Regions from separate parts of the Homo sapiens genome. Here regions 1 and 2 are each linked to region 3. Evidence: chromatin loops called from intact Hi-C (ENCODE). Cell type or tissue: CD4-positive, alpha-beta T cell. All regions are shown on one strand. Links, peaks and the distances in the headings refer to the core of each region. The heading gives the core; the rest is flanking DNA.

Region 1 (10,300 bases), core at 3,292-8,291, 300 kb after region 3:
TTTCACCATGTTCGTCAGTCTGGTCTCGAACTCCTGACCTCAGGTGAATAACCTGCCTTGGCCTCCCAAAGTGCTAGAATTACAGGCATGAACCACTGTGCTTGGCCTCATGTTCTTTATGTGATTTGAGTTAGGAGGGAAATCTAAATAGTTTAATCACATGAAACATGGTAACACCTGATATTCTGACTTACCAGGTCAGCTTTCTTCAAGTAGATCACCTTTTAAAAGAAGGCCTAGGCTAAGCCAAAGGAATTAATCTCTGACAGTAGAATACCCAGGCATGTTTACTAGCATTGAAGAAACTTTTCTCTCCTTCTGTATACCAGCTTGTCTACAGTAGACAAGTTTATTTCCTCCAAAAGGACAAAAGTTGATAAATGGCCTGCAAGTTGGATCTATATTTTATCATTGAATATCTTTGTCAAAATATATCATGCATTTTATATTTTACTATGAGCCTTTCAGATACTAATGACTTCCATTTTCAGAGTCTTTCAACTCAAGTGATCATCATGGGCATCCCTCATATTTTTCCTCTTATTTATTCTCAGACTTTCTTATGAAGTGAGATAATAAGCATAAAGACAATTTCTCACTGTACAGTACAGGAAGCCTTTCACAGCTGACGACTCAAATGTCTGGGTGATTTCAGAGTCTTCTAAAATGCTCCAGAAGGTAGGGGGTGTTTGCTTTTTAAGCATCTCTTTTCTGTGTGGTGGGATATTTCTTCCACCTAAAACAGCAGACATTAGGAGCAACATTTTATATTCCATTTCTCCCCTTATTGCCACCATCTCTTCTTTATCTTGAGGAATGAAAACTTTTTTTTTTTTTTTTTTTGAGACAGAGTCTCACTCTGTCACCCGGGCTGGAGTGCAATGGTGCAGTCTCGGCTCACTGCAACCTCTGCCTCCTGGATTCAAGCAATTCTCCTGCCTCAGCCTCTCAAGTAGCTGGGATTACAGGCATCTGCCACCATGCCCGGCTAATTTTTATGTTTTTAGTAGAGACGGGGTTTCACCATGTTGATCAGGCTGGTCTCAAACTCTTGACCTCAGATGATCCACCTGCCTCAGCCTCCCAAAGTGCTAGGATTACAGGCATGAGCCACCACACCCGGCCAGAATGAAAACTCTTAATGTTGATTTGTCTACTCCAAGTCCAACAAGGTGGTGAACACAAAAGCTATGAAGTGCATTGTGGCTGTATTATTAGTAGTACAGTACTCTTGTTGGCAAGTTCCTGATCTGCAGCTACACAATGGATGATAATTATGTACATCTACCTTTTTTAATATGTAAGAAAAAAAAGTTGAGCCACAAGATTTTAAGTATGGATCTTTATTTCTAGTGCTACTATTAATGATAGTTAATATTCAGAGAAAACATACTGTCGCTGTGCAGGGAGCTCAGCCCTTTCCAAGCATGACCTCATTTAATCTTATAGCCACCCCATGCGAGTAGGCACTGTTAGGATCCCTGTTTATGCATGAGAAAACCAGGCTTAGAGAAATTTAACACTTTGTCTACAATCAAACAACTAGTGGGTATCAAAGCTAGGATTTATAATGGGATATGTAAGGCACTAAAACCTGTGAAGGTTTTCCTTTTTTCCTTTTTTAATTCTTTCCTTTTTTCCTCTTTTTATTTCCTTCTTTCTCTTTATATCTCTGTATGTTTCCAAAGAGATAATATATGCATATGATAAAAAATTCAAATGCTAGACAAATTCAAACATCTAGACAAAATGGTGCAGAGATTTAACATTTGTTCCTTTTGTTGTTGTTGTAAATGAGGCTTGGTTGTCTGTAGAGGCAGAGGAACACGGTAACATCTTGACATCAGACACTGGTGTCATAGATGCCCTTTCCTCAGAGGACTGAGATCATGGTTTTTAGAATGAAAGAGTTAAAGAAACCTTGCTGTTTTTTTCTTTGAACCGGGTACCTACCCTTAACCCTGGAATCCCTCAGTGGGGCCTAGTGCCAGTTCCCCTGCCTCCCTACAGTGACCAAGGGCAGGCAGGGGTCAAGAAACAACTAGAATGGGGCTGGGGTCTGCACTGCACAACTGTTCTCTCACATTCATGCTTCCCTCCCAGTCTCTGAAGATTCCCTCCTGCCAGAACATTTTGTGTAGAATTCTAAGGAAATCAGAGTCTATCCCTGTACTAACCAACATATAAAATTCCAATTAGAAGAGAAGTTGTTTGGATTGGTCATGATGGATGGCCTGGTGACAGCTGTCAGTCAGACGAGACCTGATGGGCACCAGGACTGAAGGCAGCAGCACAGGAGGTAGGAGAGGAAGGAATCCTGAGCAAATAGCCATGCTGTTTACTTGCCAATGACATCCCCACTTTGCAAAGACATGATATGGTTATTGATCTCTCACTGAACCTGTAAGAATCAAACACAACAACTCAGTTTTATTCATTTCATAAATGGTTTCCAAGTGCAGTCAGACATTTAATTTGTGGAACACTGAGCGAAGAGGTGATTTCTGCTGGTTTAGGTAAGAGAGAAACGGTCTAGTGTAATACTCAAGAATGAGCTAGATCTCCTGGATTTAAGGCTTATTCTACAGCTTATTAGCTCTGCTATGTTGGGCCAGTGACTTGACATCTCCATGCTTCAGTCTCTTCATCTGTAAAATGGAAATACAAAGCGGGTGGGAGGTGTTGTGAGGATTGAGTAGATTAATGCATGTAAAGTGCTTGCAACGTTGCCTGACATGTCACTGTCTGTTAGCTGTTAGCAGTAGTTGGGCTTTTTATAGAGGGCTGGTGACTTGTGCTTGTCTGAATGCAGGAAACCAGGCCTGTGTAGCCTTCGGTCTGTTCTAACACTGAAGTTTTGTAGTTGAGTGCTGACTGTGGTGCATAAACTGAGCATTTGGATACCTACATATCACACCACAAGGTTTTGGAGGGGCTCACTTTGCTTTAATCCCTGTTTCATCCAGTTTCTCTTTTTCTCCACATGCCTTCACAGAGGCAAGGGGAGCATGCTGAGTCTAGAATTTCTAATCAAAGCTAACCACATCCCTGTCATTGTTGGATAATATTACAAATTAGACACGTTGTTCCTGTTTTGACTCAGAATCACAGCAGGAAGCAGCTAAATAAAACTGAAACAACCCACAAGTGCCTTTCACATAAGTGATTAGGGTAATCGCAGTTCTGTACTTGCCAAAGGGATTCATTCCCTCTTCATTTTTTCCATGGAAAGCTTGCTTTGGGCCACAAGGCCTTCTCTTTGAATGACTGCGCCATTATTGGCCAAGTAGTGCTGATAAATGGTACCTGTGGGTTGTTGTGGGATTTAAGGAGATGATGCTTGGGAGCGCCCAGCACAGTGGCTGGCACACAGTAGGTGCATCCTTTCTTACTTCTTCTTCCCCTGATTAACGAGAACACTCTACACCAAGACACATACCTCTTCTGAACGGTATAAACCGTTGCTACTGAAAGTGTCTAGACCAGCAGCAGCAGGATCACCCGGGAGCTTATTAGAACTGCACAACCTTGGGTCCTCTGGGGCCTATTGCATTAGCATCTGCCTGTAACAAGGCCTTCAGTGATTTGTTTGCACACTGAAGTGTGAGAAGCACTGGTGTGAACTCACCAGGTAGGGATGGAACCAGAGATGGAGGTCTTATTAACTTCATGCTGGTAACTCCCTGAGCTAATGGGCCCATGAGGAATAAATTTGGTCTAAAGCCTGGTCATTTGGAAATGAACTAAATATACTTTACTCAGTCAGCTTGTGTAACAGAGCTCTCCAGTGGCATGTGGGTCTTTTTCAGCAGTGACAATAGTTTATTTTTTAAATATACTCCACAAATGTTGTTCTGGTGTGGATCTTAATGTGGAGAAAATCAGACACCTTTTCAGTAAGCATTTCTTTTGTTTCTGTGATCATGTTCATGTTAGTTTATTGTATTTGTATTAGTTTATCTGTGGGACTATCCCTTAATATTTCCCAAAACAAGAAGACATTTGCGAATGTTTTCAAGATGCATTGTACAAGATACTGTTTTGAACTGGATCAATGAAGGAGATGTTTGGTGGCCTTGGAAAGCCCTGGAGAGTAATAGTGTGGTTCTAAGAAGAGTTGGCCTGAATCAGTTCATTCTTGGGTTGTTTGCTAAGATTGTCTGCTGAAGGTGGGTACGTGGAAAACAAGATGGTAAGCCAAGGAGGATGAAGGGAGGCATGCTGCTGGACCACTTCCAGCTCCCAAATGACTGGATCTTGGCCATCTTGCTTTTCCTGCTAACTTAGAACTGAACTGCTTATTCTAGAAAATGAGAGGCACTGGGGCCATATAGGAAAGGGATAGCATTGGACCCAAGTCCTAGACTTTCAGTAGTTTGTTTGCAGGACCAGGGTCCCACCCCTTTTCCAATTGAAATGTAGGCAAGGTGGTGGCAAGCCCATGGCCTAGGCTGTGGGAACTCATAGAACAACTATAGTGATGATCGCTGCCTTGGATTGCAGCCTACTCTGAATGTGTGCACCTGTGCTAACTACTTTCAGGTGTGTTGTCTTGTTTCATAGACTCATTACATTTTTATGATGAAGTGAAACCCGTGAATTGGCTCCTCCAGACTTCTCATTTTAATGACAAAAAAGTGGGTCTCCAGAGAGGAGCTGGGATTTTCCAAGATCTCATAGTTTGTTCCTCACTTTTTGTCCGTAGGAGAATCATAGAAGAACCAGATAATCTTGTCTCTTATAGAAGGAATACCCTTACCCTTCCACATTCCCGTGGTGGTGGTGTGTTTGCTTTTTTATCAGTCTTAACCCATGGGAGGCTGCACAACTTACATAAGAGGCTACCTGTTCTGTTTGCCAAACGGCAGCCCAGACCCATCACTGAGCATGTCCTTGGCAAGAGGCACAACCTCAGGCTGACACTGTTTCCATGTCCGTGAGAAATGATGTGTATAAACGATGGCCAGTAAGATGCTCATCTGTTGGGAAGACAACAGAGGGCAGGGCTGAGAGCATGGCTTCCCTGCTGATTGCCTGTGTTCAGATCCCAGCTCAGCCGTGTGTAAGCTCTTGGTTCTTGGGGTAACTACTTGTTTACCTCTCTGAAAAATGGGAGTAGAAATAATGAATACTTTTAATAGGATTATTTTGAGGATAAATGTATTTATTTATGTAGAGAACTTGGCACGGCACCTGGCACAGAGTGAGCACTTAATGAATTTTGACTGTAAATAGTTATTACTGTTCCACTAGATTCAAATTTCTTATCTTTGCCTTTAGCTGGATGAGTGAGGAGATTTGTACCAACGTCATGTATTCTCCTCTTCCCTGCAAATTCCTCCACCTGAGTCCTATTGAGGTGCTCCCCATTATAAGGAGTCCTGTGAATCAAAGTGGTATGTTTACTGTAAAGAATGTGGAGGATGCTGTTCACTGCATTGTATTGTTATCTTCATGAGGAAGCCAGGAGACATTTATTTTGGCTCTCTGTTTTAGAAAGGTGTTCTCCTCATGACGACCTGTTTGCCTCTGATCTTAAGGACACTTTGAAGCATACCGAGCAGGGGTCTGCAAACTTCTTTGATAACAGGCAAGATAGTAAATATTTTCAGCTTTGCAGGGCAGAGTCTCTGTCACAGCTACTCAACTCTTCTGTGGTAGCAGCCACAGACAGTGTGTAAGTGATTGGACGTGGCTGTGTTCCAGTACAACTTCATTTACAAAAACAGGGCTCAGGCCAACCCCTGATAGAGATATTCATGGTTTTTGTGTTTCTCTCTCAAATGCTAACTACCAGAAAAGCTTAGAGTCAAATCTGAATCATGCTTCTAGCAAATATGTACCTACACATTTAGCATACTAATATCACTCTTGCTTACCAGTTTTTACCCTGTTTTCTCACATTTATATTCCATTTGTCATAATTATAGCTCCTGTCTTGACTGTATCTTCTTTCACTGTGTTTTTTGTTGTTGTCGTTGTTGTTGTTTTTGGGAATGGGATAGGACTGTAAGTAAATAAATCAATTATATCTTGCTAGCTTAGAAACCAGGACTTGAGTAACCACTTCTGACTCAAAGTTCAATCTATGTGGTTAAATAGGGAAGCAGACCATAAGATGTATGCCCAGTGGTGCACGTTGCTGACTCGCAAGCTATGTGCAGGCTTTAGCATTTAGTGTGGTGATGTGTGCCCTCTAACCTGAGATGTTGAGAGAGGGGCAGAGAAGAAGACTTCTTGTAGCCACAAAGTTTCATTCCTTCCTCTCTCATTGTTGTAGCATTTCTTTTAAGTGAAAACAGCCTTTTTGGTTTGCTAGCCTATCTCTGGCAGGAAGACAAATTATTTTTTTACAGTATCAGACACGCGGTTTCCTGTCTATGTTTAACTTGCTAGCAGAACATCTCAGCCAGCTGGTTCCCTCTGGACCCATTGTGTCCTTAATGTCGTTGCTTTACACCATCCAGCAAACCCACTCTGTGTACTGATCGCATGCATTGAGCATTTTGTTGACTTCCGTTGTTTTCCGAGTAAGGGAAGTCTTAGAAATGCTGCCCTCTTTCTCCCAAATCTCATTTTATGTTTGTTCAGCTCCAACACCAGGGAGCTGGCTTCTTGGGGAAATGATTAGTTCTTGCATGTAAGAAATGAAAAGAGTAAATGGTGTTTTGGTAGCTCTGGGGGATTTTAGGTATGCTGCCTTGGAACTGTGCACTCACGCCTCAAAATAGCTGGCTTTCCAGCTGTGCATTTTTGTTTCAAAAGAAACAAACCAGATTTACTTTCTGGTCTAAATGCAGAAGAAAAAATAAGTGTGGAAATATGGTTGAGAAAAGTTGTTAGAAGAGGAAGAAAATTATGGATTAAAGTTGCTAGTCTCATTCCTGAGAAGAGAAATCAGTTATTTGAGGTGATGACTCAGAGCTGAAGCAGCTTTTTGTTGTGAACCAGCCTTGGTTAGAAAGCACACTTGGAATTCATCAATATGGCCCTATGTCTGGCCAAGGAAATAATAAAGATTTTGCATGATAGAGGACACTGTGACTCAGTTGAAGGAAGCTTAGAATGTATTTGAACTGAATTAAGGCAAAAGCAACTCGCTTTTCAAGATTTTTTTTTTTCCTAAGTAGCAAAGTAAACAAAGCTGCACTGAGGCCAGATGTGCTTTCTGGTTGTGAATATTTGTACTCTAGAACCTCATTCTGGTATGAATCAGCAGAGTGGAATCTAGTATGGACACAGGCTGTCTCAAATTCCATCCACTGGATATGAGTGGCCAAGAAAGCAGTCGGACCCATACTGCTGGTGCTGTAGCAAGGTTCGGGTGGTTCCTCTGCAGCCTCAGGTCTCTCCCACTGCGGCCTCCATGTGTTCCATAAACTCCACACCCATGAGTAATGGCAAGAAGGGTCCACTGAGACCTTTTGCTGCTTTGCGAGTGTCTCAGTGTCCCACCAGGGGAAAAAAAAGGCTCAGGGAGGTGGCTAACCACTGTGAAATTGACTTTTATTTCCACCCACGTATACTCCAGAGGCTGTATTCACCACCATTTGGACATCTGGATGACTTGCCTTTGGAAAGTCCTTTTGTATTCTAAATCGCTCCTGCATGTTACCTGTTGTGGAAAATATCAATTTTGCCATTACAAATTATGCTTTTTTTTAAAAACATGTTAACTTTTAGAGAAATAATTTATATTTGCTTATCTACTTTTAAAAATATACATATATATGCCTTTTGTTGCCTAATTAGAGGATATAGTTGGTTCCAATGTCAAGAACAATTTCTCTGAAATGTAGTCATTAAAATTATTCCCATGTCTTTCATTTTCCAGGCCCCATCCTATTCGAAATACCTGTTTCTTCCACCAGGCTGATGTAGTTATGCTTAGGCTTGGCTGCACATTGGAAACACCTGAGTAGCTTTAAAAACTACTCATTAACTGGGTCTTACTCCTGCAGTTTCTGACTTAATTGGTCTGGGGCCTGGTATCAGGAATTATTTTTTAATTCTTCAAGATATTTTAATATGCAGCCCACATTGGGAACCACTGGACTCAAGACAGTTTGTTCTGCCAAATCTTTTTATATTTTTCGTCACGTTCCCCCTGTAGCCTGGAAAGGGACGGTAACAATTAAAGAATGGCAGCTACCACAGGAAGGAGCCAAAATTATGCCTTCGAAGGTTAGAGGAGGAGAAAAACCAACACCTGTTTTACCCCATCCTTGGAGGAATAGCAAGACACTTTAAGAGGGGATATTATTTTGTTTTCTACAACAATTTACAAGCAATTGCTTTGGAACAAGGTCAACGGCCTCATTGGGAATAGGCATCTTAGCTTTTAAAACTGATTAAATTATACGTTAAAGGAAAGCACATTTTAAACCTTAATGTGTCCAAAAGGTTGGATGGCAAGGTTTGGGTGCTACTGCCTTGGCAGAGACAAGGCAGGGACCAGGGAGGCTGTGTGCATGATTTTAGGAGGTGAGAAACTCAGGTGGGAAGGAATTGCAGAAGCCTGTGGTTCACCTGGAAAGCCAGGGAGAGAGAGAGGATGTATTCTGGTGACCTAACAGGTATTGTGAATAATGAATATGCTTTTCCAAAGCGATCTGGTCTCCCTGTTGGAGAGCATCCTGAAATAACTTAAGAAATGTACCTTGCTTTCAGGTTTCCTGAGAACATGAGGGCCCCTAGACAGAGTACAAGGTGTAATTCAGACAGCCAGCCAGAAAAAGAATTAAAGAATCAGGGCAGGTGTGGGGATCCTAACAAAACCTAAGCTTTTAGTAGTCAGAAAACTGCAATAACACAGAAAAGAAAATGAAAAAAAATCTTGTTCCAAAGAACATATATCAGGTGTGAAACTCTCTTTGTGGGAGGACAGATGTGTCATCATTTCCTGGACAAAGCCTGGTACCTTGTAGGCACCCTCCTAATGTTGGTTGCCCTCCTTTTAAAGTCAGAGCAAGAGAAGTAGCAGGAATCTATATCCTAAGGAGGAACATAAAGGGTGAAAAGCACAGTGGAAGGGATGCCTAAAAGAGCAAAGGCTGAATCAGGGTTTTAATGGCCTGAAATGACCAATTTTCTAAAACTTGACAGGTAGATGTAAAATCAGACATATAGGTTCAAACAATCGATTGCAAAGGAGCACTTGTCAAAACACTGGCTGGGAATCTGCTCATGTGATGAAGACCCCAGGGTTTAGAGGTGAGTTAAGGTCATTTTGAAATCAGGATGATCTGGCTGAAAGAATCAAAACAAAACAGAAAGAACAAACCATCAGGAGCCTTAAACTCCACTTGGTGGAAGAGGAGGTGAGAGTCCTGCTGTAATCTTTGCTACACAAGTTATATTCCAAGTATTATATCTGTGTCTATCAAAACACATGATGAAGAATCTTAAATAGCAAGCGTGGTTTCAGAGAACAGATCACTTTACCCTTAGAAAAAAGGTCCTGGCATTTATTGGGCGCTATATGCTGGGCAGGCTGATTTTAGGGTCTGATAAATCTGTCAGACTTTAGAGTCTCATCAATGTATCTCTTGAAAAGTAACCGAGGAAAACATGGCTGTTCAACCTGAAAATGAAATGATCTAGGGGTTGTGAGTTTCATATCCAGCAGGAGTTTAATAGTTCTCATCCCATAGAAAACGGATTCATTTTGTTACTTTTTGCTTTAGAGAACAGCAGAAGGACCAATAATAGAAGCACACAGAGGCTACATTTGACTTAATGTAAAGAATAATTTTAAACATATCCCAATATTTAGACTTTATCCCAATATATCTGCAGTTAGAAATATTGTGATTTGATTATGGAATGATAACAAAGGAATGATGTCCTTCTACCATAACATTTTCAGGCAGAGGTTTCACCTCTACCTCTCATGGGTATTCTAGAAAGAGATTATCATACTGGATTAGAATACATGCAAGGCTTTTCCATCTGGGAGAGAGATAAGAAGGAAATAATACAAAGGAGACTGTGCCATGGGATAGGAGAGGTGGCGAATAGCTTTGTTCTGAAATATGTGCAGTTGGAATAAAACAACCACATTGATTGGAGAGAAGACTTCTTTCATCATTTGAGGAAAAAATACTCTCAAAATATATCCAGAATGTCAAACAGTGCTATCAATAGCTAGAAGTTAAATTAAATCCTTCATTGCTAGTGAGCTTACTGTCCTTTTGTTGTTTAATTGAAATGACTTTTTATTGTTTGCCTAAATTGGTGTGCTTTTTACTAGGATGATGGATGGGGAAGCATATCTCATTCTACACTCCTCCACCAGTTA
Region 2 (10,300 bases), core at 1,692-6,691, 870 kb after region 3:
TGCTCTATTTGACTCTTGGGGGGTGGGGAGGAGAAATCCCCTGGAGATACTAGAAGGACAGAAGGAGAGGGTAAATGAGCAAATAGTGAGAGGAAGGCAGCTAAGTTCTAGGCAATCACAGTGGGAAAGTTGAACACTTTTAATCACAGACTTCTTGCCAGAAACTGTTAGTTAAACTTCTGAGCTTTCAGGCTGAACTTGGAAATGACCATATTATCAGGGATAAGTTCTCAGCAATGTCATGGAGAAATCTGTTCAAAAGGTCTTTTCAGGGCCCTGCAGGGTTGCAAGTGTCTCTGAACAACTAGCAGGAGGAAAACAATAACCAATTCCCATTTCCCCACTCCCAGCCCATCGCTCAGACTCAGAGACCTCTGTTTTCTCAAGCCCTATCAAGGATTAGAGAGGTCCAGAGAAGGACAAGAAAATATCCAGGGGTTTCCAGTAGGAGAAAAGGCAATTTCAGAACATTCAGGGAAGGAGATTGTTTGAGCTAAAGAAAAAAAAATAAAATAAAAAATAAAAAATAAATAAATAAATAAATAAATAAATAAATAAATAAATGAAATTGAGAAATGTAACCAAAGGGTGGGATAAAATCCAAATTGGTAGCCAGAAAGTAGGTGAGCTGTGGAAATGAACAGAATCATGATGCGTAAGTATTAAAATGGACCCAAAGTGGCATAGTCACTTTGTCTCTGAAAGCCACTCCACTACGTCCCATTTTAGGCAGAGAGGTTAAAAAGAAAGTCTGGGGGTGGCTCTGTGCTTTGGAATTAAAACAGCATCTGCGATATTATTAGCTGGGCCAAGATATGCAGAAGCTATCAATCTTTCTGCTTGGGGGAATAATTGATTGCCAAAGCGGCCCAGACAAGCTGCTTCTCCCTCCCTGAGGTCTGGCCCTGAGTTCAGCACAATTAACTAAGTGCTTCTGTGCTGGAGAAGGCTGGGAGCACAGTTGGCTCCCTCTTAAGCATGAGGTGCTTAAGGAAGGAGAACTCGGCTTTATACCTGTCCCCAACTGGGACGAACACCATCCACTGATATTTCTTGTGAGTGGAAACACTGAGGGGTGGGACTGGGCTCTTCTTTAGGATTTGGGAGACTGGTGAAGCTTATAAGCACCTTCCCTGAACAATGTTTTTATGAATATAAAATAAATACTAAGGATAACAAAAGAATACAGCTAACAAGATATTTAAAAAAAAATTGGTGATGTACTGATAGTTGTGTGTCTTTATTAAACGTTAATAAGATATAGTGGTGGGTGCAATAACTTAGACTTATGGAAGTAATGAATATTTCAAAATATCTACAATAGCTGTGTGGTATGAAAATATCTGTATAATATGTGCTGAAACTGCTAATTCTTTTTTTTTTTTTTTTTTGAGATAGAGTCTCACTCAGCTGCCCAGGCTAGAGTACAGTGGTGCAATCTCTGCTCAGTGCAACCTCCGCCTCCCAGACTCAAGTGATTCTCCTGCCTCAGCCTCTCAAGTAGCTGGAATTACAGGCACGCATCTACCACACTCGGCTAACCTTTTGTATTTTTAGTAGAGATGGGGTTTTGCCAGGTTGGCCAAGCTGGTCTGGAATGCCTGACCTCAGGTGATCCACCCACCTCGGCCTAACAAAGTGCTGGGATTACAGGTGTGAGCCACTGTGCCCGGCCTGGAACTGTTTTATGGTGGGTTTCTCACCTACATTTATCACAGAAAGAAGTGCTAAGTTTCATTCGGATGTTCGTGAAAATAAATAATTTTTTAATCCAAGTTTATAGATCCCGGACTTCTCTCCATGTGCCTCAGGTTAAGCTTTAAAGGTGTGTGGGATGGGAATTCCTTGCATACTAAGGAAAAGAAGTGCCAGGAGCCTGGGCCTTGTGTGGGGTCAGGAGTGAGAAGGGTGCCCCAGGCCATTCTTGGGGCCCAGGATGCTTGGAGGGTAACACACTCATTGGAAAGAAGTAACACTGCACTGGAAGTAAATTGTAATTTAAAATGACAATGACCCTCTCCCATCAGAGTGAGCTCTACATGAAAATACACATTCACCTTTTTTAATTTAACTGGGCTAGCAGCAAATCCCTCAAACTGCTGGCCTTGAAAGTCCTGAAATCTGGAATGAAGGGAAAGAATTATAGACAGACAGTAACTCCTTTCAGCTCCAAATCCATCCAAATTAATTGTTGTTCATCCCTCTTCCCTGCTGCCACACAGAAACAGACTGCACCACTTCCCCCTCTTTTCCTTGGTTCTTCCTCATCCCATTAGCGTTCTCATATGGGGGTTTGGAATAGATGGCTACTGAGTCCATAGAGCTCACTAACTACGTTGTGAACAATCTAGGACTTTGGGATGGTTTTACTCAGTGACATGATCAGGTTTGTATTTCAGGACAATCACTCTGGCTTTAAGACAGAGAATATGACTCCAAGCCAACCACCATATACCATCTCAGGGCCAACATCCTTGTCCAAGTCACCACCCACTCTTGCCTGGGTTGTTGGAGTAGCTGGTTAACTGGTTCATCTTGTCCTTTCCTGCTGGCCAATTCTAGCCTGCACCTGCTTTTGTATGGTCTGTGAGCTAAAATAACTTGTGGAAATTTGTTTTCCCTCTTGTTATATAAATACCTTCATAATTAGTACCTCGATTTTGCTTCCTGGCCCACAAAGCCTAAAATATTTACTATCTGACCCTTTATAGAAAAAGTTCGCTAACCTCTGCCATGGCATATCAGTCCGATCCAGCCAGGAAACCAGGAACCGTTTGCTCCACTCACATGGGGGGAATTTTACTAGAGAATGGTTTAGCCAAGGGTTATAATAACTGAGGAGACAAACAGAACACAGTGAGGCAGCACAGAGATTAACAACTGCAGGAAGCTGCTACCATCCTGCAGTTGGAGGAATATGGGAGGATGTGGTGTAACTAATCAGGGCCAGGAAGCTGCAGGTGGCCAACAGAACTGAATGATATGCTGCTACGCAAGAGGTGCCACCCAGTGAAGTGGTGGGGGTGGGGGGGGCCTTAGGGGAGAAAATCCTGGGTCCTCACTTCCTCTGACCCCCAATTTCATAGCAATACTTCCTATCGGCTGAAGCTACCTGGAGAGTTATTGTCAAGGGGGCCTAGAAAATGTAGTTCTCTGAAATACAGAACACAGCAAGAGAAGGAGCAGGCAGGAAATTGATATTAGAACAAACAGGCAAATGGGCAGCTCACTTAAAAACTGAGGATAACACTTGGCTTTCAAATGTTCTCTAAGAGCTGGAGATGATTTAAGTAAGGGCTCTGTGTTTCATTCCTGGAGCAGAGCAGTTAATGTTATTATCCTCATTATTACTATTATTAGTTAACTTCTACCCTGCACTTGGGTTCCCTGTATTGAGTTGTCCAAGCTAAGCATGATGTTGTGGCAGAAGATGGAACTGTAATTGACCTGATTTACCCAGAAATTGTGAGGAATGGAATGAAACTGGACCACATTTATAACTTCCACACATATGGGGCTGGGCCCAGGAACGTGCACCAACCTCCATCTCCCATCCAATGAAATCATTTCACATCACTTATTACAGTCCAGAAGGATCGTGAGATTAGGAGTTTGCTGTTGCAAAATGCACTCAGAGATGCTTTGTGCTAGTGGGGACTTTTTTTTTCTAGAAGTGTGTTTGTATGTTGTTAGGAGAGACACACTTCTGTCCACCCATGCATGCTTCTTCCTTTTTTATAATTGTTTGCTGTGCCAACCTGTAAAACCACAAGCATAACAGCTTAGTTTAACAAGCTTCCTCTTTTAAATGCCAGCCAATGAAATCAATGATGGGTGTAATAAGATGAAGAATGTAGCCAGTAGGGAAAGTTTCTGCCATCTTAAATGTCATACACAGAGATGAAAAGATGCACAGACTGAACGTGCATCACCAGCTCAGGACGGCCACCCAAGAAGAACCTTGGGAACTGGTTTTTTGGTAAATTAACCCCTCTGATTACTCCTGGTTTAACTCCTTGCCATTTGAGCACTAAAACCCCAAGCCTAAAAGACTTTAGAAGTTTTAGGTTTACAGAGAAATATGTGTCTTCTTCAGCTGCCCCTAGAGGTTTATTTCACCTCACTCTGCCTCTCTCGACTTATCTGTTAGGGTTCAGGCATGGTGTGGATGGCAGCAACAAATAAATGCATGATTAGGTCTTACAGTCAGCCGCCCTCTGATTCTGCTTCTAATATACCCATTTCTGGGTTAAACTTGTAAGTATCATAATCAAAGCTATTTAAATTGAACCAAAGACTTCAACTGAGAATAACATTAATTCTTCCTACTCAGTTCTTATATTAATTTCCAGAACAGCCTTCTCCTGAATTCCTCAAGGGCTAGTTGGGCTTGGGATAGGCTTCTGGGGAGCTGAGGGTAGAAGGAAAAATGGTTCTTATCCTAAGCTAGTGTTACCCAAACTTCAATTATTCTCAAAAGTCTTCAAGATCATTGTTATATCCAAATGTCACTTCTACACTTATTTACTTCCCATTTTACTTTTAATTAACCCATATTTTTTATTTAAATTCATTGTTGTTGTTGTTGTTGTTGTTGACAGAGCCTCACTCTGTTGCCTGGCTGGAGTGCAGTGGTGCTATCTCGACTCACTGCAAGCTCCGCCTCCCAGATTCATGCCATTCTCCTGCCTCAGCCTCCCGAGTAGCTGGGACTGCAGGCACCCGCCACCACACCGGGCTAATTTTTGTATTTTTAGTAGAGACAGGATTTCACCATGTTGGCCAGGATGGTCTCGAGCTCTAGACCTTGTGATCTGCCCACGTCAGCCTCCCAAAGTGCTGGAATTACAGGTGTGAGCCATCGTACCTGGCCTTAAATTCGTTTTTAATGAAAACTTTCTATTAGTTCCATAAATGAAAAAGTGGTATCACTTGCCATAATAAAAGAGAACCATGAAAGAAAATGTGTTCTTATGTGGCCCTGGGATGTTATTGGTAGGCCCAAAATCTAAGGCCCACTCTCTACATTAGAAAGGAGAGAATTAGCAGGTGTCAAGAGAGCTGTTAAACACATGCTGGCACAAAAATGAAATCTTTTTTCTTGAAATATTCATAAGGGTCTATGGCCATACCACCCTGAAGGTACCCAATCTCGTCTGATCTCAGAAGTAAGCAGGGTTGGGCCTAGTTAGTACTTGGATGGGAAATAATCAGAAGGATCAAAAGATAAATGAAAAGGAGGCCATTTCCTTCTCTGTGTGATTCAGTGTTGTTCATTGTTGTGCCCATACACTACCTAAATCATAGTATGGGACACATGAACAGCTCTATCATTTGAAGGGCCCATTGCAAAATGAAAATGTGGGTCCTTGTTTAAAAAATTATTAATATACTCAAAAGAAGACACACAAATGGCAAACAGGCATATGAAAAGGTGCTTAACATCACTGATCATCAGAAAAATGCAAATCAAAACTACCATGAGATATCCTCTTACCCCAGTTTAAATGGCTTCTATCTAAAAGTCAGGCAATAACAAATGCTGGTGAGGATGTGGAAAGAGAACCCTCGTCCACGGTTGGTGGGAATATAAACTAGTACGATCACTATGGAGAACAGTTTGGAGGTTCCTCAAAAAACTAAAAATAGAGCTACCATATGATCCAGCAATCACACTGCTGGGCATATACCCAAAAGAAAGAAAATCAGTACATTGAAGAGATACTTGCACTCCCATGTTTGTTGCAGCACTGTTCATAATAGCCAAGATTTGGAAGCACCTAAGTGTCCATCAACAGAGGAATGGATAAAGAATATGTGATACCTATACACAATGGAGTACTATTTGGCCATAAAAAAAGAATCAGTTTGGGCGCAGTGGCTCACGCCTGTAATCCCAGCACTATGGGAGGCCAAGGTGGGCAGATCACAAGGTCAGGAAATCGAGACCGTCCTGGCCAACATGGTGAAACCCCATCTCTACTAAAAATACAAAAATTAGCCGGGTGTGGAGGTGCGTGCCTGTAATCCCAGCTACTCAGGATGCTGAGGCAGAAGAATCGCTTGAACGTGGGAGGCAGAGGTTGCAGCAAGCTGAGGTCACGCCACTGCACTCCAGCCTGGCAACAGAGCTAGATTCTGTCTCAAGAAAAAAAAAAAAAGAAAAAGAAAGAAAGAAAAGAAAAAAGAATCAGATTCAGGCATGTTCAATAACATGGATGGAACTGAAGGTCATTATGTTAAGTGAAATAAGCCAGGTGCAAAAAGACAAACATCACATGTTCTCACTTATTTGTAGGATCTAAAAATCAAAACAATTGAACTCATAGACGTAGATAGTAGAAGTATGTTTACCAGAGGCTAGAAAGAGTACTGGGGGCATGGCAGGGGACGTGCAGATGGTTAATGAGTACAAAAAAAACATAGAATGAATAAGACCTAGTATTTAATAGCACAACAGGCTGACTATATTTGACAATAATTTAATTGTACATTTTAAAATAACTAAAATAGTATAATTGGATTGTTATAACACAAAGGATAAATGCTGAGGAGATAGATACCCCAATATCCATGATGTGATTATTAAGCATTGCACGCCTATATCAAAAGAACTCATGTACTCCATAAATACATACACCTGCTATATACTCACAAAAAATTAAAAATAAATTTAAGAAAATTATTAATAGTTTCAAGACAGTAACAGAAGAGCAAGAACCCAAGCACTGAGCCCTTCTAAGTGTAGGACCTCACACCCATGAAGCCAGCTTTGATGGTGCATGCCCCATACTTTGTATATTACAGAGAAGGCAAGCATCCAAGGGAATGAGTACATGTGAACACCCTGTAGGAAACTTGAAGGGAAGTATGGAGGGCCATCAATGCTACCTGAGGCAGGAAACAAAGCCAAAGTATGGGACTAATAATTCTACGTCATACTGATGAGAAGAACCACAAGACAGTCAGGTCAGATACAATAATGAGGCATGTGGCTGGAACTATTGCCTGGAACTGTTTGTGATTTCGTTTTAGAAAACCAGTTTCCTGTTTTTTAAATAGTCAAAGTTAGAGTTGAAGAAGATGAAGGAGATAGTAATGTCATGACCTGATATATCTGGCAGCATCCTAGCAAGAAACATCCAGGGTGCTTAAAGATATAGCTGCAGAAAGTTTACTAAAGGGACAATACACAGAAAAGTGTAGGCAGGGTTACAAGCACCAAAAGGGACAATCACACAGAAGCACTAACAACAGCAGGAAGCTGTTACCAGCCCTAGACCTGAAGGGGCAAGGGGAGGCAGTGGTTATTGGAACTTAGAAAGGACTGAACTCCTGGGAGAGGGCAGGCTCACAGGAGCCAAGACCTTAGGGGAAGAAATGCAGTCACTGCCAAACCACAGCCCAGTAGGGAAGGGGCAGGAATAATAAATGCATCAACTTATTTATCTTCCCAGGACCTCCCATTGACAGAACCCAACCCAGAACAGGAGGGCAATAGATCCTGGATGACGCAGCCCAGAAGTCAGCCTCCTGGGGCACAGAGCAGGGAGGACAAGGAGGGAGATGGGCCTGGAGGGCACCTGGAAATTAATCAGCACATCTGGTGACATGTATCTGTGGAGGTGCTGGGGAGTGTGTGAGACTATTGGGGGTGAGGGTCAGGGGGCAGCGGTGGGGTCAGTGGGGGGTGGGGGGGAGGCGGGGCGGTATTTAAGAGAGTAGCTGATTGCACCCAGATTTTGGACTAGGCAAACTGGGTGAAAAATGACTCCATTCACTGAGCTGGGGAATTCAGAAGAGGAACATCTGGGGGAGGAGTTTTGGCTGTGCCATGTTTGGAGGCATAAAGGACATCCAGGGAACAGAGTAATCAGGACTGGCACTATAGAACTGGAGGTCATGGATCTGTAAGAGGCAGTTGAAGTCAGTGGGAAGACCAAGGACAAAGATCCAGCAACACCAACATGCAAAAGGAAATTGGGGGGAAACTAAGGAGTGGCCAGATGGGTAAGAAGAAACTGAAAAGAGTTGTTGGAGGGAGGGGGGGCAGGGTGGAAATATTCAGCCAAGATAATTTCCAGAGGGAGTGAGCCTTAAGTCATTGTACAAGAAGCCATTAAGTGGAATCCTGCATTGCATAGGTGTCTGGATAAGATGACCCCTTAGCCACGTCCCATCCCTGTGTTTCCACTATGATCAGAGATGAAGTAGAGCAGCAGTTCTCAGCTACCCCCTACCAAAGTTCCCAGTCTGCCCCAAAGACGGAAGGCAATGCCTCAAACACCACAATCCCCAACTTGGAGAAACCACCTCTGGCTTCCAACCCTCCTTGCCACCAATCTCTCAGTTTCTTCTGAAGCCAGCACAGAGGGATTAGCTGAGAAGGTTTGTGTTGAGGGGAATGGAGGCCCAAGAGAAAATAGGAGGAAATGAATCTCCCTTGGAATCCTTGAGGCAAATCAGGGCTAACACTCCAGCCACAAGCTGCAGTAAGTTTGGCCTGCTGGTCAGCTATGCAGGACAGATAGCAAAGAAGCCAACTCCTCTTGTCAGCCCCGAGCAGATGCCGAAGTTCTTCTGCAGACCCAGCTCTCTGCTACCTGCCAGTCCACGCTGCTGTCCCTCTCCACCCTTGTACTACCCTCTTCAGCCACACAACCAAATTCTGTGATTTCCTCTCTCCAGGGCATGTTTGCCCTCATCTGACTTGATGTTGAGGGTGTAGTCCCATGAGAAACTAAAGGGAAATAAGGTTAGAGAGAGCTTCCTCTGACCCTCCGCCCTCACCCCACCCCTCACGGCCAGGACAGCCCCATGCCCAGGTGTCACACAGAGGCCCCCCTCCAGCTCCCCTGCATGCCCTCGGTCTCTTTTTCAGGGAAAGCCATGGTTGAGCTGACAATCCTGCCTCTGAAAAGCCTTAAGTGCTTCCTAGAAGATGCATCTGACTTTCACCAACACTAGTGGCTAGCACTTCCGCTTCCACAACCCTGTTGCCTCTCCAGGAAAAGCCTCTTTAACCAAGACCGCCTTAAGCCACTAGCCGAATGAGGCCAGTTCCTCTCAGCTACTTCTCATTTGCCTTCTGCCTGCCCTGTCAATGGCATTTGCCAGTGCTCAGTTAATGTTTCTGGAACTCTGGAACTACAGTTTTCTTATTCACTGAGGTAGCCAAACTAGAGTGCTTCCCAAAAGCGCTTCTTCTGACTCTCTACTAAAACTGTCTTTAATCGTCTTGCCTGAAAGTCATGGTACAATACCAGATGCTTCAGGGAGAAATGACTCATAACCCCTTCCCTTAAGAAGCTCATAGTCTTGGGGGAGAGACAGGGAAGTGCGCAGTAACTCCATTAGAAGTTATATGAGGAAGTATGAAAAGATTACAGAGGAGGAAGCCATTAAATCCAACTAGAAACTGTTATTTCAATAACAGCTACATTTAATACTGAAATCCTGCTATTATGCACCAGACTATGTATTAGCTAACTCTTACACCCCATGATGTAGCCAGTCTTATTAGCCTCGTTGTATACATAAGGGAGACAAAGAAAGGAAACTTACCAAAGGCTACAGGACACCAAGTAAATGACACTGGATGCAGACAAACCCCTCCCACTCCAAAACCTGTGTTTATTACCATAGTAGACAGTAACTGGACCAACACTGGCATTTACTGAACACTAGACACTGCCCCATGCATTTAACACACATAAAATTTGGCCAGGTGCGGTGGCTCACGCCTGTAGTCCCAGCACTTTGGGAGGCCAAGGCGGGCGGATCACGAGGTCAGGAGATCGAGACCATCCTGGCTAACATGGGGAAACCCGTCTCTACTAAAAATACAAAAAATTAGCCGGGCTTGGTGGCGGGTGCCTGTAGTCCCAGCTGCTCCGGAGGCTGAGGCAGGAGAATGGCCTGAACCCGAGAGGCGGAGCTTGCAGTGAGCCGAGATCGCGCCACTGCACTCCAACCTGAGAGACAGAGCGAGACTCCATCTCAACAACAACAACAACAAAAATACACAGTGAAGAAGGTATTACTTCAATTCTCCTTTTGCAAATAAGACACTGAGGTTCAGAGAAGTTATGTAACTTGTTCAAGATCTCACAGAAGCCAGAATTCAAATGCAGACCATAATTACCACACAATTTGGCCACCCTGTTTAGAAGACATAACGTGTGAATGACACCATAAAGGCTGTTAGAAAAGAAATATGTTTTCTTAGTTTGAGTTCCTCCCAATAGCATGACCTGAGACAAGAATCTAGATGCAGGTAGGTTATTTCTAAGGTGATCCC
Region 3 (10,300 bases), core at 2,142-7,141:
CCTATACAGGCAAGTCTTTCTTATACTGCTAGCAGTATAGGATCAAGGAAGCTGCACAAACAAGAAATTTGGGATTTAGGTCAAGATATTGGAAAAAACTTAAAATTATTTCTTTTCGTCTTTCTATCTGTATCTATCTGTTCGTATTTGTCTCTCTCTGTCTCTTTTTCATACACACACATACTCAAATGCCATATTTTAGTGCATAGAGTGATTCAAAATGCACTACCAATAATCACCAAAATATCCCCTTCTCTTGCAATAATCTAAGAATAATCTAGGAATCTAGATTATTTTTTTAAAGCCAGTATTTGGGTCCAGAAGATATTCTCTTTATAGTCTTGAGAAGCACAATAATCAATTCCTTTAAGAGAGAAAAATGTGTTTTTTTCCAAACATATTGCACGGAAAAGATAAGGCAGCTTCTCCCTAGGGAGATGGGAAGAACAAACAGTGTTGTCAACACAGGAAGGCTGCTGTAGAGGTGGACACATCCCCCTGCCACCCTGATTAGAGGAAGCCAGGAAGTAAGGGCGGTTTACTTGGAAACTACAATGAGAACCATGCTGCAGCCCCAAGTGGGGAAGGGGAGAAGCAACCTAATCCGGGGAAGGCTGTGATTCCAACATGGCATTTTCCTTCCATCCTCCACAGCATGTCTTTCTGAATCTGTGTCTGCAATGCCAGGGAAGAGCCATCAGGCCTGTGCTCCCCAAAACAGAGCTGAAGAGTGGACCTCAGGAACCTGGTAAAGATTTAGAATGAGAGAAAAAAACTATAGAACTATGAATTCAGACTGACTCTAGGGTAAAAAAAATGAGTTTGTATGGTAGATTTGCACTGTGCAAATTTAGCTAAGCAGGAGCTATGTTTCCCAGGATCCCTGTCTCTGCATAATTTCAGGTTAGCGTGGGCCACCAGAAACACACATGATGGGATTTGGAAGGCTGAAGTTAAGCGTCAATCACATTCCTTTAAAGCACTGAAGATCGGTGCAGGCAAAAGTGCAGAGCACAGGCACCACTGCAGCTCACCAAGTGATTTCTGCTCTCTGGCTCACATTATTGACATTGAGCAGAAGCCGGGCATGCAGCTTCATCAGCTCTCACCAGATTTGCTTCCTTCAGTTTCTCCAGCTCCTGGGTCAGTTACATGTTTAGCAACATGATGAAGCAAAGCAGTTTCTCTTGCAGGTCACTGGCATCATTGAATTTGGAGGCTTCAAGACAGAGGCTGAAAAACAGTTTGCCTCTGTGATTTCCAGCCTGTCCCCCTGAATTCCAATTTATCATTTCTCTCCAACATTTCATGTCTGTCTTTCCTTCTCGATGTCCTGCTCTGCTAACTTCAGTCTCCAATGCAAGACATAGAAGCAACAGCCACACATAAACTGTTTAGTCAGCTCCCATAATTGGGAAAAGTAAAATATTTGCAATAAACAATTGATTCTACATCACTTCCTGTGGTTCTGTTTCTCTGGGCAAACCCAACTTGATACCATCTGAATAGTAGAAGTGAACCCACCAATGTTCTTTGTGCTGGAATTGACCTGGTTGTTAACCTAACTGGATGATTTGATAGAGGCAAGATAGAACAATTGAGATTTCTGACAAAGTTGTCAGGGAAATATAATTGTAAAATTGAAGAATGGAACAGGAGCAGATGGCAATAAATACCCATGCTGAAGCAATGAAAATGACAGTTGGAAACCTTGAGAATTCTGAATTAAATGTTTGGAGGAAGGTATATTCATTTTATCTGTTTCAATCTATATATATTTATATATACATATATAAGTGTGTGTGTGTGTATGTGTGTGTTTGTGTGTAGTTAGAAGAACAATATGTTACCTAGCGGACATCTCCATGAGACTCACTTTTGCAAACAAATATGAATGGCAGGCTGCCAAAAGAATACTGAAATGTGAATCTTTAATCCAGGCTGATTTGATGAAAATAACATTGTTTCCTGTGACTGAGAAATAACAATGACTGGTTATTGTATTTTATATATTCTTTATGCTCTGTCTCATTTCCAAAAGTATTTGCGGCAGATTGCAAAATATGTACACTACAACAAAATAACTAGATGGTAAAAGTGGAGCAAGGGAAAAATATGGTTAGAAATATGAAACAGAGTAGGTGTGAAAGGAATTCAGAAAAATGTAGAAATTCAAAAGAATCTATTATACTAATTCCTATGCAGCCAAATATAATGGGCATCAGTAGTGTGAGGTTGTGACCGGAAAAGGTAATGCAGTATTAGATTAAATTAATCAAGATTGAATATCTTGAAAACAAAAATTGATAATTCAATTTTACTCTGCACTAATCAGGTCTTACCTATAATATTTTTTCAGTTTATGATTTTAGGACCAAACAGATTTAGATAATCAGCAGCATGTTCAGTCAAGTTTAAGAAAACAGTGAAAAGACTTGAAATCATGTCTTGGGGAGAATGGCTGAAGGAATTGAGAATGTTTAGCCTAAAAGAAGAAAGATATTGTGAGATAGGATAACTGTTTTCAATACTAAAGGACTTCTAAGTAGTATAGGGAAAAACTGAAATATATTACCTAGGGATAAATATAAATTCAAACAGCTGAAAATAGGGGAAAAAGTAAATGTAAGCCAAATATAATATTCATATCCATAAAATGTAAATGTGAAATAAAATGCTTTAAATGGTTTTGAGCAAAGGTCTTCAAGCAAGTAAGACTCCTTTTGAGGATGTTACAGAGAAGAATCAAACGCTGAATTGAGACTGGGAAAAGACGATGTCAATGGCTGTTTCTCATCTTTGTACATATCATAAAAGCCATTCCATGACTGGAAGTGCATTCTTTTTCCAGAAATCAGAGCCCACATCCTTACAGTTTGAGAAACAGAGCAGAGTCCTGAAATCTAAATACATTAATTCTTTGAATGCTTAGTTCATTTTCCTGGGGAACTGACAAAATAAAAGAGCCATACTTGAGACACACCTATTACTCTGGGACATTCTCCCTAATTCTCCTTGTTTGCTTCTCTCACATTTTGTAATCATTGCAGTGTATGATTCTCCTCCTGAGACTATAAGCTCAAAGTTGCCTGAACCACCTTCAGCCCACAGATAGATATGTTTAACTCCACATGGACTTTAAAGTTTTAAAATTAGTTTTCAACATTTAATAGTAAGAACAATTCACACAGTATTCCAGATTGAAAACTAACTGCTCTTGAAAAATAGAAAGAGCTGGGAATCCTGAACACACACTCTTGAATTGCAATATCATCAAGGGACCTGAATTTTGACTCCTCTCTTTAAATAAAACATGGGTTTCTAGTTTGTCACCACTTCTTAATGTCTCATGAATTCACATTAGCTAACTGGCTCTAGTTGAATTTGGAATCCCTGCCATGTATTTTGAGCAAGGTTACTTGTAGATATATATATTTTTTGGACTGGAATTTTTTAGTGAATATGTGTATGTGTTCTTAAGAGTGTCTCAGCTGGGTTCCCTGTGGAAGAGAGCCTGAGGCAAGGATTAAGTGTTGATATTTTATTTAGGAGGTACAAACCTAGGGCAACAAAAGCACAGAAAGAGGAAAATGAGACAGGAAATTATAGAAAGAAATTGCCAGAAGATGCAGAACATTGCTAGGCATAACACATCATTCAGCAGATGCAAACATTCAGGCAGGATGCCTCAAAAAAGTGTGTATGAGAAACTGTTACCATGGGAGTGAGGAAGGAAGAATTTGGCTCCTTCCCATCTCCTGTTTCATTGGTCCAAGTTTGCCCCATTAGAAGTTAACTTCTCTGTGCTTCTAAGTTGTATGATCCGGTCCTTTTGATTATGCCAGATTCCCTGGCCCAAAGTGCCTTTTTTGACTCTACTTTAAAAATGGGAGTAAAAGACAGAAATTCCAGGTGTCTGACTGGTAGGACTATTTGCACAGTGGCAGCCAAGAACAGTGCCAGTGAATGCTTGACCCCAGGTGGTAGAAATTACCATGGACACATCTAAATGGAATCAGTCAGCAAATGAAGTTCAGGGGTAGTTTTATTGAGGAAGTCCAAGGCAGGGGTCAGCCAGTCACAGCCCTCAGATCTGATCTAGCATGCCTCCTGTTTTTGTGTACCCCATGAGCTAAGAATAACTTTACACTTTTAAAGGGCCAAAAAAATCCAAAGAAGAATAATATTTTTTTTATTATGTTAAAGTCGGGCCTGGTTTTTTTTTTATTATTATACTTTAAGTTCTAGGGTACATGTGCACAACATGCAGGTTTGTTCATAGGTATACATGTGCCATGTTGGTTTGCTGCACCCATCAACTCGTCATTTACATTAGGTATTTAGAAGAATAATATTTTATGATACATACAAATTATATAAAATTCTAGTAAACCAGTGTCCATAAATAAAGTTTTATTGGAACACAGCCGTGCTCATTCATATATGTAGTGTCTGTGGCTGCTCTCAAGCCACAGAGCTGAGTAGCCCCAGAAGAGACCAGAGACCATATGGCCTGCAAAACATAGAATATTTAGGAGCAAGTCTTTTACAGAAAAAGCTTGCCAACCTTTGGCCTAAGGAATCCTAATAAGTGTATCTGAATCAAGAAGCAAAATGAAACATTCTCAGCAAAAATACAACAGGACTATATCACTTGAGAATTATGTTAAAAGCTGTAATTTTCACATGCCTACACATGCCTGCATAACTGTAAATGTGATCACACTCACAGGTTTATCCCTCTGAAGAGCCTTCCATGGTTACAGTTCCATGATCTATTTATAGAATCACCTACAAAAAGGCAAAATCACTTTTATGGCTTTAATCCCAATAGCAATAGTGCAACTCTATTCCCAGATGAAAATAATCTCAGAGCACTATTCTTGTATACAACAGGGCAAGAAAGAGAGTTAATATTATTGGTTTATTAAATATCAAATTCAAGTCATAAGTTTTGAATTTTAAAAACCTACTTGGGGAAAAATACACACACACAGAGAAACCACAGCCCTGAGCCTCTTCCTGACATGTGCATTAGCAGGTATACCACTTCCTGTGGTTATCATTTGAGGTGAGTTAAAGGTCCACAGTGTACCAGCTCTGTGCAAGATGAAGGATGCAGAGCCATGCTCATAATAGGCCCAGTTTTGTTGACAGCTAGAACCAGGAGGCAGTCCCTGTGACTGACTATATTAAGAACTCTGTGCAAAGAAATTTAGAGGATCTCTTTTATTTTGGGATTAACTACGTTCTGTTTATTCATTCACTCCAAAAGCACCCACTGTGATCCTGTTATGTACTAGGCACTAGGTGAGATGCTAAAGATTCTTACACAAATAGGACACAGTTCCTGCCTTGGCACTCAGATATTATCAAGAAACACCCCAGCCCCCATTGCCTGGACACTGTAAACTATGTATTCCCTCCAAGAATAGTCCTCTCTGGGGACCAAACCTCCCAGTGGAAAAGCATCAAACTATTCTTGGCTTCACTTCCCAAGGCCAGCCTGACCTTTCACGGCAACTAGAGAGCATGAGTTGCCAGAGTCATGAAAGTCTCTCCCAGTCTATGTGCCCCTGAGCCAGGCTTGTGCAGGGGCTGTTTTCCTAAGAGGGAGCTCAGCCCAGGCTCCCAGGGTTCCAGGAGGCCTCCACTGCAGTTATTGAGGTAGTCAGTTGGCCTTTCAGCAGCAGATCTACTTTCTGAGAACCAATTGTTCTTTCAGCACTTCAAAAAGGAGGTTTTGCTTGGGAGTCTTTAAGCACTTGGAGATAGGAAGCTGGAGTTTAATTTTTTTATGTGCTTTATGAGCAGCGAGGACTGAGAGGGATTCGCTTTAACTTGACTAGGCGTGGGGAGGGGTCTCTTTGAAACAGCCACTTGACAGCAGCCGTGTATACGATTAAATGTTCTCAGTAGAGAATCCCAAGGAACAATGGTTTTGAATGTAGTTACATATGAGGCAGCACGGTGTGGTGGAACACACAATAAACGCTAAATGCTCTTTGATTACTTTCCATCATTCTTGGCCATGCTCCAAGTGAAATGTGAATCTTTATTTGCACAGCTCTGTTCTAAAGGTTCATGAGAGCTGTGTGTAGGTCTTGGTGAACTGGAGTAAGATTTATTTCATCTGGTATCCTTTAAAACACTGAAAGCATTTTATCTTATTATAAGAATTTCACAAAGATATGATGGTAAGGGAGAGCACTTGATGGTATTGAAGACGTTTATCAATTATTTCTAGCAAACAAATCCTATCTTCAGTCATTTGCCAGTGTCTTAGGTGTAACTGGATAAGTCTGGGCCACCCTGGGCTTTAGTGTTGCTATTTCTAAAATGACAAGGAAGGACAAGCTGCCCCTTCATAAATTTCTGCATGCTAGAAGAATGCCTGGTATAGAGCAAGCACTCACCTATTAAATTTAATGTATTACTTGGACCTGAACTTAATCCAGCTCTAAAGGTTTATAAGTGGACATTTATTTGTGTCCGGAATAACTGAGGTGAAGCTAGATTGTTCCTTTCATTGATCATGGTGCATGGCTGGCATTACTCAACTCTTCTTTTCTGCTTCTCTGACTTCCTTATCCTTTGTGGTCTACTGTAGTTCCAGCTCACTAGGCTTCTGACCCATACCAGATGCAGAACTTCAGACAAGGCTACAATCTTAAGCCCAAAGAAAGTGTTTTAAGGAAAACATTCCCTGATGTTTTATAAAGAACCTGTACACATTCCACACCCTGCTGAGCAGAGCTTTTGTTGCACAAAGTGCTGGCAGCAAGGATGATCCTGAGAGGAGATTTGAAGTAGTGTCTCTCTCCTAGCAGCAATGTGCCTAGGAGAGGTAGGAACAAGGACTTCAAGGGCACTTCCAGGGAGAATGGTTACATAAAAACCTCAAAGTCTTTACGTCAGATTCATATTTTGCACCAAGGTGCAGGCTCTGATACTTTAAGAAAAAAAATTATGCGTAGTCAAAATTACCTAACAAAATATCCCAATTTCTGAATAGCTTTCAGTATCTTTCTAAGATAGCTCCATCTCTGACCTCCCTTTTTCCCCAGCATTAAAAAAATCATGCTTTCTTTAGCTGAGTACCAGAAAAGAGATTGTCAGCTTGCATTTATGGGCCATGTTATATATAAATATGTATATTATTTTAAAAATTAGAATCATAATTAGTACATCAAAATGTTCACACTATGGGAAATATGCTCACCCTAAAGCTTATACTTATTCACTGGAATGACAGGAGAAAACTAAGTTGACTTTCTCATTTGCTTTTTCTTTGCTGACCTCTAATAGCTGGGTTTTTGCGTTAAATGTTCACATTATGGAACTTCACTGTACCTACAGTAAACCCAATGTCCAACCTAACCAGGTCAGAACAACGAGCCAAATGGAAGGGACTGTGCCCAGTGGAGCTCTTTAGACCCTGAGACGAGGCAGAACCTCACAGTACAGCAGGTTCCAAGTCTCAGAGAAAGAAGAGTGTTCAGACAAGAGACAATCAGTCAGCATCTGGCTTGGGCATATGGCTCAAGGGGGTACAGATATCCACCTCAGAGAGTCCTGGCACTGGGTGTTTGATACTGTGACACTAGGTCTATATTTGAGCAGGAGGGTCACCAACCCCAGAGGACATTGTATACTAGAGCTAGGCAGGCCCCTGTGGGTTAACAGAACATCTTTAAATGAATTAGAATGAGGCAGTCCTTTGGCAGACACAGTCCTGCTACAAGGGGGCACAGCTTGGTAGCAGCATGTGGGTTGGATTCCTGCCTCCACTTGCCCACTTGGCCCAGTGCCTTTATAGAATGCTCAAACTGTACAGCACTACACAGAGGGCCTGACAAGATCAGCACAGAACGGGGAGTAATGGTCAAAGCCTGTTTTAATTTTCCTACTTGGCAAAGCTGGATTGGTCTTAGAGCTTGGGTCATCTGGGCACGTGGGGGCTGTAGAACTCTAAGCCAGCCAGCCAGGCTTCTCATGTGTGATGGGCTCGAGAACAATCCTTTAATCCCACCAAAAATCCCTGCAACAAGAAACACTGATTCTCCTTTTATTTAATTAAAGGACTGTTTTCTCATGAGTATTCTGCCTGATTTATGAATACCTATTGTTCAAAATGTAATTGCATATTCAGCACTGCTCAATGGAACGGGGACCGTTTGAGCTTATACTGTTTGCTTTACATTTTTAAAATCCTTTGTTTAGATGTGTATGATTCATTTCATTACGATGCACAAAATCAAGGCATTCCAGAAGGCATTCTATGGATACCCATAATTTTTAATCTTTGTCAAGATGTGCCAAGCCAGCCAGAACACAGCAAGGCTGACACAAAAGCCTTGAAATTTGAACAGACACTCAGGCAGTTGCCTTATGACTAAGTGAGGATGGGTCTCCAATTGCCCACAGCCTTCAGACATTTACCCAAAGAGAAGCAGATCTATTTTGAATGAATAGATCAGCACTGATTCATACCTTCAAACATTATTACACAATAGCAAACAGATACCTAAAAAAAAAATCTTGATGTCTTCCAGATACTCAGATATGTTTTAGAGTAAATTTTGCTGGTTTGCGAGAAAATTCTGCAGACAATGTCATGGGACCAGATCATTTCATTGGCTTTCACTAGGGCATTGGGAAGTGAATCTGTGAAATGCAGACATGGGTGAGTTCAAATAAAAGTTGTAGAGTCATAGCTTAATATTCAATATCACTCCATCTTCTTATCCTAACTCCGACATGATTTCTAATACTGTCCCTCGTTAAATCCCTAATACCCTGACATTTCAGCCAAAAGGAACTACTTACTCATTCTCCCCCACATGTAACCAGGGTGTCCCACACCCATGCTTTTGCCCATGTTATTTTCTTCTGCTCCATCTCAGTTCCCAAGGCAACTAGAGTGACAAAAATACCCAGGAGGCTAAGACTTAATTTACAATTGTAACACTACATTTAATAGTCATGAAGTAAGAATATTGGCCACACCTTAGCAACAACATAATCCTTTTATGTTGAGAGAGCCACAACATTCTTTTATTTTCTCTCAGCCAGTCATCCATAAATATTTATATAATACCTATTATATGCTAGGCACTGTTCTAGATACTGGAGACATAACAGTAAACAAAACCTAAAACCTCTTTATTCATAAAGGGTCCTAAATATCTCTTATTGTTTTACTGTGATAAGTACATCTGGTTTCCCATTTAACAGTAAAAAACACATAAAAATATGCAATTAACCTGAAATTACTCAATTAACACCCAGAAACTATTTGTAGTTGCCCTTTTGTTCACTATGTCTTTTTTAGAGGAGGAAATTTGTAGAATATTGTTCAAAGTTCTAATGCAATAGTTAACATTGCTTCCCATTGTCTGTAGGATAAACAGTTGCATTATTTTTAATTTAAAAACATGTTTTGATTTAAAAACTGAGTTTTTGAATATTTTTATCTATTCTTTTTCAAAATAAGGTCTTCTTGTTTGTTTTTTATTATAGCAGACATACAGAAAGTTACAGAAAACATAACTGTGCAGTTCAACGAACTATACAATGAATTTTTCAAAGCAAACACTCGCGTTACTACGACTCAGATCTAGAAAGACAATATTACCCAAACCTCCAGAAGTCCTGCTAGTATCTTTACCAGTCAAAGTACCTCAAAGTTACCCATGATCTAACTTTTTTTTTGGAGATTTAAGAGTTTTTTAAAATTAGCTCTATGAAATTGCTGAAGTTATAAATCAATTACTTTTTACTTGATGAATTTGGTAACTCTTTTGACAGACAGGAATCATGCCATTGACATTGCTCATAATATTAAACAAATGTAAGTCCATAAAATTCGTCATCTCCCCAGCATCTACTAGGTGTATGTTTTAGGTACAGGGATACGGCACATACTGCCTTACCAGACTTCTTTGTTATAATTATGAACCATATCAGTGATTCTCAACTCGAGCTAAATTTGCCACCCATGCCCCAGAGGACATATGCCAATGAACCATGATCTAATTTCTAACACAGTTAAATTGTACTTGGTTTTGAACTTTATATAAATGAAATTTTAAAATCTGTATTCTTCCATGTCTGGCTTCTTTTTTTCACTCAACATTATGTCTGTGAGATTTGTCTGTATTGTGGTGTGTACAATGAATATACTATAATTGATTTCTTTATTCTACTATTAATAAAATTTTCTGGTTCACCATAACAGTGATCATATAAAATTTCTCCTTTCAAATTCAATATCTACATACCGACCAGTTTTTATTGT

Evidence for each region. A loop is a pair of places that touch in the nucleus more often than their neighbours do. Peaks named below come from ENCODE experiments on the same cell type or tissue, not always from the same donor. Only the 100,000 strongest peaks of a DNase experiment are listed, where the experiment ranks them.
Region 1: a loop joins it to region 3, with 2.2 times the contacts of the local background. A loop is called at or near these places in 4 of 110 quality-filtered maps.
Region 2: a loop joins it to region 3, with 4 times the contacts of the local background. A loop is called at or near these places in 3 of 110 quality-filtered maps.

The regions. Positions count from the first base shown.
Region 1 is chr3:30,652,427-30,662,726 of GRCh38, forward strand. All of the region lies in intron 3 of TGFBR2 (transforming growth factor beta receptor 2), which reads left to right. Among named protein-coding and RNA genes, the nearest start is that of TGFBR2, 51 kb to the left of the region's middle. In CD4-positive, alpha-beta T cell, for the core only: no CTCF peak of the experiment used is centred there; DNase peaks (open chromatin) are centred at 5,625, 6,305 and 6,931; H3K4me3 peaks cover 1,105 bases; H3K27ac peaks cover 4,751 bases.
Region 2 is chr3:31,223,597-31,233,896 of GRCh38, forward strand. It overlaps the pseudogene RNA5SP127. Among named protein-coding and RNA genes, the nearest start is that of MIR466, 67 kb to the left of the region's middle. RefSeq lists an enhancer at 3,586-3,675. In CD4-positive, alpha-beta T cell, for the core only: no CTCF peak of the experiment used is centred there; DNase peaks (open chromatin) are centred at 2,945 and 3,785; H3K27ac peaks cover 4,059 bases.
Region 3 is chr3:30,349,197-30,359,496 of GRCh38, forward strand. It overlaps a transcript of LOC101927995 not described here. Among named protein-coding and RNA genes, the nearest start is that of LINC01985, 160 kb to the right of the region's middle. RefSeq lists an enhancer at 337-481, a cis regulatory region at 401-418 and a silencer at 5,801-6,095. In CD4-positive, alpha-beta T cell, for the core only: no CTCF peak of the experiment used is centred there; a DNase peak (open chromatin) is centred at 5,065.